Regions from separate parts of the Homo sapiens genome. Here region 1 is linked to region 2. A link is an interaction called in ENCODE POLR2A ChIA-PET data of the cell type or tissue named here. Cell type or tissue: MCF 10A. All regions are shown on one strand. Each heading gives the region's core, and the rest is flanking DNA. Links, peaks and the distances in the headings are about the cores only.

Region 1 (5,373 bases), core at 284-5,283, 220 kb after region 2:
AAAGAGCCTAGACCCCTGGCTCATGGGCTTCTTTCCATCCCTACTTCTGGGACCTCAGCCTCCCAGCTGGTCCTGGATATTCAGGTCCCAGGTGTTTACCTGCCTTAAGAAGTCCATAGGTGGGGCCTAGCGTGGTAGCTCATGCCTATAATCCCAGCACTTTGGGAGGCCAAGGCGGGTGGATTACCTGAGGTCAGGAGTTCGAGACCAGCCTGGCCAACATGCAGAAACCCCATCTTTACTAAAAACACAAAATTAGCCGGGCATGGTGGCGCATGCCTGCAATCCCAGCTACTCGGGAGGCTGAGGTAAGAGAATCACTTGAATCTGGGAGGTGGAGGTTGTGGTGAGCTGAGATCGTGCCATTGCACTCCAGCCTGGGCAACAAGAGCGAAACTCTCTCAAGAAAAAAAAAAGTCTGTAAGCGTTCCTTCACCCGTGAAAATGTGAATGGGACTCCTCACTCTCAGTTGCTTGCACTATTCTTAGGTTCTTTTCCCCTCAATAACATCTCCAGCTCTCTGATTTCTCTTTCTCCCAAGTCTGTCAGTCCCCTTCAAAATCTCCTTTCGGATGCATCCTGTCCCACATGGACCAACTTACCACTCTTGCCAATATCCCTAAATCTCTGGTCTTCCCAGCCCCTCTGTCACCTGCTCCATAGAAATTTCTATCCTGAGTCAATTAATACATGTCCCATGCTCCTCCCCTATTTTGGGGTGCTAGCAGAAATCCTACCTCGGGCTGGTTGGTTTCATTCTAAGCTTGTGGCTCCAGTCTCATCTGGGCCAGCAGTGCTCCCCTACAAGCTTTTATTTCCTTTGTCCTCCTGTTCTTCCCTGGAGTCAGAGCCACCATCTCATTTTTATTAGGTAACTTCATCTCCTGATAAAAGCCATTTGAGAGAAATCTCCCCACCACCTTCCTGCTCCCGCATACTCACCCTACATGCTTGCCTGCTCTGACGTCTCCAGCATCCTACCTCCTGTCCTCAGTGGCCTTCCTCCCAGCCGTGGCAGCTCCCTCTCCCTACGCTCCACTCTCCATCCCCTGCCTTCAAGGGCTCAAGGACTTCCCTCTATCCGCTGTCTGCTTTCTCTCTGTCTTTTTAGAAATTTTGTTTCTACTGGCTTTTGTAACAATATGCCCACATCTCTGGCACACTCCCTTTACATGTCTATTTTAAAAAATGTATAAAATTGACACTACTCAAAATTCAATAGGTACAAGTGGAAGTCTCCCACTCATCCTCTAGCTACCCAGCTCCTTTGTATAGAAGGAGCCAATATTATTGGCTTCTTCTTGTCTTCCACTGTTCAAGACAAGGAATTATGTATTCTTTTCCTACCGATTTTGTTTTGTTTTGTTTTGAGACAGAGTCTTGCTCTGTCACCCAGGTTGGAGTGCAGTGGTGCAATCTCCGCTTGCTGCAACCTCCGCCTCCCGGGTTCAAGCAAGTGTCCTCCCTCAGCCTCCCAAGTAGCTGGGGCTACAGGTGCGTGCCACCACGCCCGGCTAATTTTTTGTATTTTTAGTAGAGACGGGGTTTCACCATGTTAGCCAGGATGGTCTCGATCTCCTGACCTCGTGATCCGCCTGGCCCAGCCTCCCAAAATGCTGGGATTACAGGCGTGAGCCACCACGCCTGGCTTCCTACCGATTTTTGACACATAGCAACAAGCTATAACACATTTTCCTATACCTTGCCTTTTTGTCGTTGAAAGTATTTTGGAGATCATTTCATATCTGTAATGAACAGCTGCTCCCTTTGTTTTTATAGCTGTAGTGCTCCATTGCATGGAGGTACAAGAATGTCCTTAACCAGTTTATTAGGTTAACTCTACCTGCTATAGTGGATGGACCCCAGTTCTTAGCAGTGCAACACAGTTAAGTGTTTGTTTCTCACTCATGCTACATTCAGAGTGGGGTATTCCTGGGCAGGTGGCCTTCTGTGTGGTCATCTGGGGACCCAGGCTTCCTCTGTTTTGTTCCTCTGTCCTGTTCTGGGTCATTGGAAAGATCTTCATTCAGCAAGTAGATAGGAGAGAACAAGGAGGATCCAGTGGGAGCACTTGGTGCAGGCCAGGCCTAGATATGTTTTCACCACTCATGGTCCTGTGCCACACCTCTAGTCCCAAGGAGGCTGGGCAGGTGCTGCAGCTACACATCAGGAAGAAGAGGGAATGGGTTGGCTGAGCAGCTAGCCTGTCTCTACTGCCCTTGGCTCCTGTTGAGGCTGCCATGTTCTCAAGAGAATCCAGAACCAAGCCTCTCCCTAAGCGTGTGCCCCCTTCCAATCCTGCCCTCTCCTTCTGTTCACAGCCAAAGGTCTTGGAATAGTCCCCCAATTCCCTGACTGCTGTTCTTCATCTACAACTCCTCTGTGCACCTGTGACACCTGTTACGTCTCCTCAGCCCCCCATCAAAACTCTTTTCTCAAGGACACCAGGGACATCTGCAGCAAAGGCTTCTAGAAAGATGGTTTTTAGATCTGATCTTAATCTCGGCAACATCTGACACCGCCACCCTTTCCTCGCCCTTGAAGTCTCCTTCTTCTCATTTCCCTCCTCTCTGAAGGCTTCGCAGGCTGTCCCCTCCCTCTACTGTCCACTCCATGCTGATGTTCCTCTGATGACTTTCCCCACAGCTTGTCAGAGGCTTTGCCTTTTGGCTCCACAAGATGTTGAAAGCTCAGCTTGTACTTTCCTTGCCATAGCCCTGGAAATATTCGTTTCTTCCAGAGTCTTGGTGCCTTTTATTGAGAACAGCATTCAAAACCAAGATCTGGCCAGGCACAGTGGCTCATGCCTGTAATCCCAGTACTTTGATAGGCCGAGGCAGGTGTATCACCTGAGGTCAGGAGTTTGAGACCAGCCTGGCCAACATGGCGAAACCCTGTCTCTACTAAAAATACAAAAATTAGCTGGGCGTGGTGGTGGGCACCTGTAATCCCAGCTACTCAGGAGCCTGAGTCAAGAGAATTGTTTGAACCCAGGGGGTGGAGGTTGCAGTGAGCCGAGATTGGGCCACTTCACTCCAGCCTGGGTGAAAGAGCGAAATTCCATCTCAAACAAAACCAAACCAAACCAAACAACAACAACAACAAAAAAAACAAGATCTGGGTGTTGGGTGAGTTCAGTGGTATTGGGTGTTAGTACTTTTAGGCCCTTCCAGTGGATAGAGTTAGGAAATACATGTCCACACATGTGCATCTCTAAAGCTCTTTCTATATCTGTATGTATTTTAAAAACCAGGAGTTCACAGTGATGTCTCCAATGCCAGTCCAACACCATAATGTTCATTCTAGCCTACTCTTCTTATTAATTTTTTAGAGACATGGTCTCACTATGTTGTTCAGGCTGGACTGCAGTGGTGCGATCATAGCTCACTGTGGCCTTGAATTCCTGGGCTCAAGTGATCCTCTGCCTCAGCCTCCCAAGTAGCTGGGACTACAGGTGTGCACCACCACACCTGGCTAAATTTTTTATGTTTTATCTTTTTTGTAGCGATAGGGGTCTTGCTATGTTGCCCTAGCTGGTCTTGGACTCCTGACCTCAAGCAGTTCTTCTGCCACAGCTTCTCAAAGGGCTGGGATTACAGGCATGAGCCACTGCATCCATCCCCTTTCCTTATTTTTAGCCATTTTCCTGATGGTGAGAAATCTGGCTCTTGCTAGCTGCAGTATATATACTTGCTCAGTGCCAGAATCCACATCAAGTAGTTCATGGATTTCTAACTCACACCTCTGTGAAAAAGAAAGATGTGAGTTAGATGTGAGATGTGTGCTCCTCTACCAACGGCAAAATATTGTGCAGTTTTTCTCCCCTTTAGTCATAGAGCATATAGTCAAAACACTGTTTCTAAAGCTACATAGGTCACTGCTCCCCTAGGATGCCCGAGTGCACGTTATTCATTTGTAAAACAGCAAGTTCACTTGTTTCTGTTCGTATTCCATTTTGGGCCATCTCTACCACCCTTCTCCAATTCCTTGTTGATTTAAATTTTTTTTTCTATGAAACACAAATAGTTCTATAAGTCAGAATTATACAAAGATGTACCGTTGACTCTTGAACAATGCAGGAGTTAGAGGTGCCAACCCCCTGTGTAGTTGAAAATCCACATATAACTTTTGATTCCCCAAAAACATAAGTACTGATAGGCTGCTGTTGACTGGGAACCTTACCAATAACAGGAACAGTTGATTAACACATATTTTGTATGTTATATGTATTACATACTGTATCTTACAATACAGAAAATGTTATTAAGAAAGGCCGGGCACAGTGGCTCATGCCTGTAATCCCAACACTTTGCGAGGCTGAGGTGGGCAGATCACCTGAGGTCAGGAGTTCAAGACCAGCCTGGGCAACATGGCGAAACCCTGTTTCTACTAACAATACAAAGAAAAAAAAAATTAGCCAGCCATGGTGGTGGGTGCCTGTAGTCCCAGCTACTCAGGAGTCTGAGGCAGAGAGAATTGCTTGAACCCAGGAGGTGGAAGTTGCAGTGAGCCAAGATCATGCCACTGCACTCCAGCCTGGGCAACAGAGCAGACTCCATCTCAAAAAAAAAAAAAGAAAATCATAAGAAAAAATTTACTATTCATTACGTGTAAGTGAATTATTATAAAGGTTTTCATCCTCATCTTCACATTGAGTAGGCTGAGGAAGAGGAGGAGGAGGGGTTGATCATGCTGCCTCAGGGGTGGTCAAGGCACAGACATGGACCCACAGTTCAAACCTGTGTTGTTCAAGGGTGAGTTGGACTCAGAGAAGTGTTACCTCTCCTGTCCCTTCTCCCCTCTCCCACCTTTCACAAGAGGGAATCCCAAGTAGCTGGGATTACAGGTGCGTGCCACCATGCCCGGATAATTTTTTTTTTTTTTTTTTGTATTTTTAGTAGAGATGAGGTTTCGCCATGTTGGCCAGGCTGGTCTGGAACTCCTGACCTCAGGTGATCCACCCGCCTCGGCCTCCCAAAGTGCTGGGATTACAGGCGTAAGCCACCGCGCCTAGCCATGATTCTGTTATTTCTAAGGGCAGGGGAAATCGTAAACATTTTGATAATCAATTTTAATACAAGGATAGAGGCTATAAAATCTAGGCAGAAAAGCATCCCTCTCTTACGGAAGGTCTTTCATATGGTCTGTATATCAAGAATCCCCACAGATACCCTGCAAAGTCGATCCTATTCTTCCATTTTACAGATGAGGGAAGCCTGAGCCTCAAAGAGGTGAGGTAACTTCCCAGGGTCGCACAGCTGGGAAGTCGCAGAGCAGGCGCAGACCACCTGATTGCTCTTGCCCCACCCCCCACCCCCACGTGCTTTTGAGTCCACACTGCAGCCGCCTCTGCTCCACCACCTTCTGTCACC
Region 2 (5,373 bases), core at 298-5,297:
TGCTGTTTCTTTTTTTTTTTTTTTTTTTTGAGACAGAGTCTCACTCTGTTCAGCCCAGGCTGGAGTGCAGTGGCGTGATCTCAGCTCACCACAACCTCCGCCTCCCGGGTTCAAGGGATTCTTCTGCCTCAGCCTCCCGAGTAGCTGGGACTACAGGCGTGCACCACCATGCCTGGCCAATTTTTGTATTTTTAGTACAGATGGGGTTTACTATTTTTGTATTTTTAGTACAGACGGGGTTTCACCATATTGTCCAGGCTGGTCTCAAACTCCTGACCTCATGATCCGCCCACCTCGGCCTCCCAAAGTGCTGGGATGACAGGCGTGAGCCACCGTGCCAGGCTTTTTTTTTTTTGAGACGAAGTTTCACTCTGTTGCCCAGGCTGGGGTGCATTGGCATGATCTTGGCTCACTGCAACCTCCGCCTCGTGGGTTCAAGTGATTCTCCTGCCTCCCTCAGCCTCCTGAGAAGCCAGGATTACAGGTACCTGCTACCATGCCCAGCTAATTTTTGTATTTTTAGTAGAGACGGGGTTTCACCATGTTGGCCAGGGTGGTCTCAAACTCCTGACCTCAAGTGATCCGCCCGCCTCAGCCTCCCAAAGTGCTGGGATTACAGGCATGAGCCACCACACCGGCCCTCTTTTGCTGTTTCTGAACAGACTATTCTTCCTGTCCTCTGTCACTTCCACTCATTGATACATCTCATGCCCTTTGTTATTACAGAGGAAGTCAGGCACTTTGGTGACCTTGCCCTTCAAACCCCCCAAGACAAGCTGGTGTGCCCTGGTAAGCCTGCTTTCCTGACCCCAGCCTGAGATACAGTGGGCTTCGGCTAGAGCTGCTGTGAGCAAGGGACCCAATATGTCCTCCAGGCATGTTTTGTTTTGTTTTGAGATGGGGTCTTGCTATGTTGCCCAAGCTGAACTCCAACTCCTGAGCTCAAGCTATCCTCGCACCTCAGCCTCCTGAGTAGCTGGGACAACAGATGCTTGCTACTGTGCCTGGCTTGTTTTGGGGGAATTTTCACAGGGACACCTCTGGGTGGTCTACACACTGTCCACATGGCCCACAGGCCTCTCCCCGCCCAGCCTGAGTAACACATTGATTTCATCTGCCTGGCCCTGTGGGCACTTCAGTTTGCAACTAAGCCTGCTCCTAAAGCCATTTACAACATATTTCTAATTGGTTATCTCACAAATCTGCTTGATCCCCAAAAGATCAGGCAGAATGAATTTTTAAGCTGCCTGGGTTCAAATGGCAGCCCTGACATACACTAGCTTTGTGAATTGGGCAAGTTACTTTCTCTCCTCTAAGAAACAGAGAGGACGGCCAGGTGTGGTGGCTCACACCTCTATCCCCAGCACTTTGGGAGGCCTAAGCAGGAGGATTGCTTGAGCTCCGGAGTTGGAGACCAGTCTCGGCAACATGACGAAACATCGACTCTAAAAATTTTTTAAAAATTAGCCGGGCATGGTGGCATGTGCCTGTAGTCCCAGCTACTCAGAAGGCTGAGGTGAGTGGATTGTTTGAGTCCAGGAGGTTGAGGCTGCAGTGAGCCATGATGGTGTCACTGTACTCCAGCCTGGGCAACACAGCAAGACTCTGTCTTAAAAAATAAAAAATAGGCCAGGCGCTGTGGCTCACGCCTGTAATCCCAGCACTTTGGGAGGCTGAGGCGGGCGGATCACGAGATCAGGAGTTCAAGACCAGCCTGGCCAACATAGTAAAACCCCATCTCTACTAAAAATACAAAAAATTAGCTGGGTATGGTGGTGCACGCCTATAATCCAGCTATTCTGGAAGCTGAGGCAGGAGAATCACTTGAACCCAGGAGGTGGAGGTTGCAGAGCCAAGATTGCTCCATTGCACTCCAGCCTGGGCAACAGAGCAAGACTCCGTCTCGAGAAAAATAAAAAATAATAATAAATTTAAAAATAAGCTGGGTGTGATGGCTCACACCTGTAATCCCCGCACTTTGGGAGGCCAAGGCGGGCAATCACCTGAGGTCAGGAGTTCGAGACCACCCTGGCCAATGTGGTGAAACCCCGTCTCTACTAAAAATACAAAAATTAGCTGGGCGCGGTGGTGGGCACCTGTAATCCCAGCTACTCGGGAGGCTGAGGCAGGAGAATCGCTTGAACTCGGCAGGCGGAGGTTGCAGTGAGCCAAGATGGCACCACTGCACTCCAGCCTGGGTGACAAGAGTGAAACTTCTTCTCAAAAAATAAAAAATAAAAATAAAAATTAAAAATAAAAAAGAGAGGCCGGGCATGGTGGCTCACGCCTATAATCTCAGCACTTTGGGAGGCCGAGGCAGACTGATCACGAGGTCAGGAGTTAGAGAACAGCATGGCCAACATAGTGAAACCCCATCTCTACTAAAAATACAAAAATTAGCCAGGCATGGTGGCGCGTGCCTGTAGTCCCAGCTACTCAGGAGGCTGAGGCAGGAGAATCACTTGAACCCGGGAGGTGGAGGTTGTAGTGAGTTGATATAGCGCCACTGCACTCCAGCTTGGACAACAGAGTGAGACTTCATATTAAAAAAATAATAAAAACAAATAAAAAAGAGAAGACAATAATAGTTCCTACTTTGCAGGATTATTGTGAGAATTGAATAAGTTAATATTCAGAAAGTGCTTAAAATAGTGTCCGACACATTTGGGAAACCACTGCACCCCATTTTCCAGCTGCTATCTGTACCTAAGTGGGTTGGCTTTACAGAGCTTGTAGGACTCTGGACAAAGGAACAATGTCTTCAGCAAGTTCTTTCCGTATTCAGTGGGAAATGAGGGCACTGGCCTCTCTAGTTTCTGGAAGCCTGTGATTTGGTGCCCGACATGCTTGGCAGCCCCTCTGGCCTCAAAGGCATGACAGAGTCTGGGAGGCAGGTGGAGTGGAGCAGGTCTCAAAAAATCCCGCCTTCCAGCCCTTCAGAAACCCAGGAGTTTCAGACTGTGGTTTCCTTATCCAGGCATAAGGGCCTGGGGAGCTGCCAGGAGCCTTTCTACCCTCCCGCCTTGCGAGCCTGGCTGGGATTGTGTAAGAGCCCCCAACGCCTGCTCCCTCAGCACGCCCAGGCCTGCCCATTCTCCTGGGGAGCTGTGCCAGAGACCTGGCTCCTGGTACTCACACAGGTCTGGCCACCCTGGGAGGTTCCTACAGGGAGAGGGTGGGAAATGTCTCTTAATGTTCCAGGCCTGTCCCCAAACCGATGCCAAGGCCTGTGGGGCCCGGGCATGAGCATAGGTAAGGAGGCTGGGAGAGGTGAGTGTGCAGTGTGCACAGACGCCACTGCCCCCGGACAGCAAAAGGCCATCGTGCCAGTCCTTGACTCCCTGTACACATGCTCCTTCAGATCCCTCCAGGAATCCTCTGCCTGCCTGTGTCACTTCCTGGCTCTCTTCCCTGGATCCCTCCGTGTGTGTGCACCTATTTGCATAGCTCGAGTTCCGTGGGTGTTTTGCTGAAGTTCCGGTTACAGTTCGTGAGTGGGTGGGCCCAGCAGCACGGCAGCAGGGAAAGGTGCTAGTTGGGGGAGCACATGAGCAGGCACACACCTGGGCACCCTACCTGTGAATGCCCACAAGAGCATTGCACCCGAGGAAAGGTTGGACACCACTATGTGACTTCCTGCTGCGCGGCCCCACATGGGAGCCCGAAGACCAGGAGGCCCAAGTAGGCCCTGAGGAGCGTCTGTGTGCCCGTGCCAAGCAGGAGGCCAAGCCCTGATAATCGTGAGGGTGAGGAGGGCAGGCTCTGCGACATCCTGACACTTACTCTTTCCCCTTCTCTGTTAATTTTTTTTTTTTTAAGAAGGAGTTTCACCCTTGTTGCCCAGGCTGGAGTGCAATGGGGCAAACCAAACTCAGCTCACCGCAACCTCTGCCTCCTGGGTTCAAGCAATTCTCCTGCCTCAGCCTCCTGAGTAGCTGAGATTGCAGGCATGCGTCACCATGCCTGGCTAATTTTGTATTTGTAGTAGAGACAGGGTTTCCCCATCTCAGTCAGGCTGGTCGTGAACTCCCGACCTCAGGTGATCCACCTGCCTTGGCCTCCCAAAGTGCTGGGATTACAGGCGTGTGAGCCACCGTGTCCAGCTCTTTTTTTTTTTTTTTAGACAGGGTCCCACTATGTCACTGAGGCTGGAGTGCAGCAGCACGATCTCAGCTCACTGCATCTTCTCTGTTCATCTTAAACAGGTCTTTTCTACCTTCCCTTCTCTGGCAGAGAATCTCCCCACCTTGTTTGGGGAGAAAGGTGTAAGGAGCAGAGGGCAGAGGCGAGGGGAGGACACACCACCAACTCGGACTGGCTCACCCTCCTCCTACCACAGGGAGCTACGGACGACGGGTGACCGACAGTCCCTGTTTGACTGAGGGATTCCCAGGATGCAGGACTCTCAGTGCCACAACTAGAAAAACTCCTGGGCAAACTGGGACATGTTGCTCATACTAGTTCACTAGTTCACTCCTTATCACATACTGGGAACATTTCTTTTCTTTTTTCTTTTTTTTTTTTTTTTTGAGACAGGGTCTCTCTCTGCTGCCCAGGCTGGAGTGTAGTGGCGGCGCAATCTCTGCTCACTGCAGCCTCAACCTCTTGGGCTCACGTGATCTTCCCACGTCAGCCTCCAAGTAGCTGGAACTACAGGTGCGCACCACCACACCCAGCTAATTTTTTAATTTTTCATAGAAACCGGGTTTCCCTATGTTATGCAGGCTGGTCTCGCACTCCTGCCCTTAAGTGATCTTCCTGCCTCAGCCTCCCAGAGTGCTGGATTACAGGCGTGAGCCACTGTGCCCGGCCAAAGAATGACATTTCTCAAGAAATCTGTAACCACCACCAAGACCATGAGTCCCTGTGGCCCTCCATCCAAAACCAGCCTCCCACTGAGATCCATCTCTCTTTGCCACAAGAATCCAGGGTGACAGAGCTACAAGGACACCGGGAGCATTTGGATTTCACATTGCAGAGTCGGGGGATTGAAGGGCTTAGGTAGATCACAGAGCGAGCTGGTGCCCAGGATCAGGACCCCTCGGGAGGGCTCTCAGCTGCCTCCAAGGTAAGGTTCGCTAATGAGGTCCAGAGCATGGAGATCCGTTCCTTTCTAGCTCCCGGCAGAGCAAGCGTCTCTAGAAGGGGAAGAGATTTCTCAGGCTCCTTTCAGAAACATTCTTTCCTCCAAGACATTTTCTGAGAATCTCACAGGAGGAATCTCACTTGAACAATTCTATAGGAAAACCTCAAAATAGGATGCAGCATCACCCAGAAGTGAAGCCTCATCAGGGAGGGGAAGGCAAGGTGGGCGCCTTTCCAGGAAAGCTCGAGTCCCATGCACATGTGAAGTCCGAGGGGAAAGCTGCCAGT

What was found. Peaks named below come from ENCODE experiments on the same cell type or tissue, not always from the same donor. Only the 100,000 strongest peaks of a DNase experiment are listed, where the experiment ranks them.
Region 1: POLR2A ChIA-PET joins it to region 2 with 6 read pairs; 8 of 35 experiments call an interaction of 5 or more read pairs at or near these places.

Annotation. Positions count from the first base shown.
Region 1 is chr2:231,484,161-231,489,533 of GRCh38, reverse strand. It overlaps LOC107985998 (a long non-coding RNA gene), which reads left to right and starts at 4,984. Exons shown (of 2, transcript XR_001739927.3): 1 at 4,984-5,373. In MCF 10A, for the core only: no CTCF peak of the experiment used is centred there; no DNase peak of the experiment used is centred there.
Region 2 is chr2:231,699,766-231,705,138 of GRCh38, reverse strand. No RefSeq gene overlaps it. Among named protein-coding and RNA genes, the nearest start is that of PTMA, 6.1 kb to the left of the region's middle. In MCF 10A, for the core only: no CTCF peak of the experiment used is centred there; a DNase peak (open chromatin) is centred at 3,058.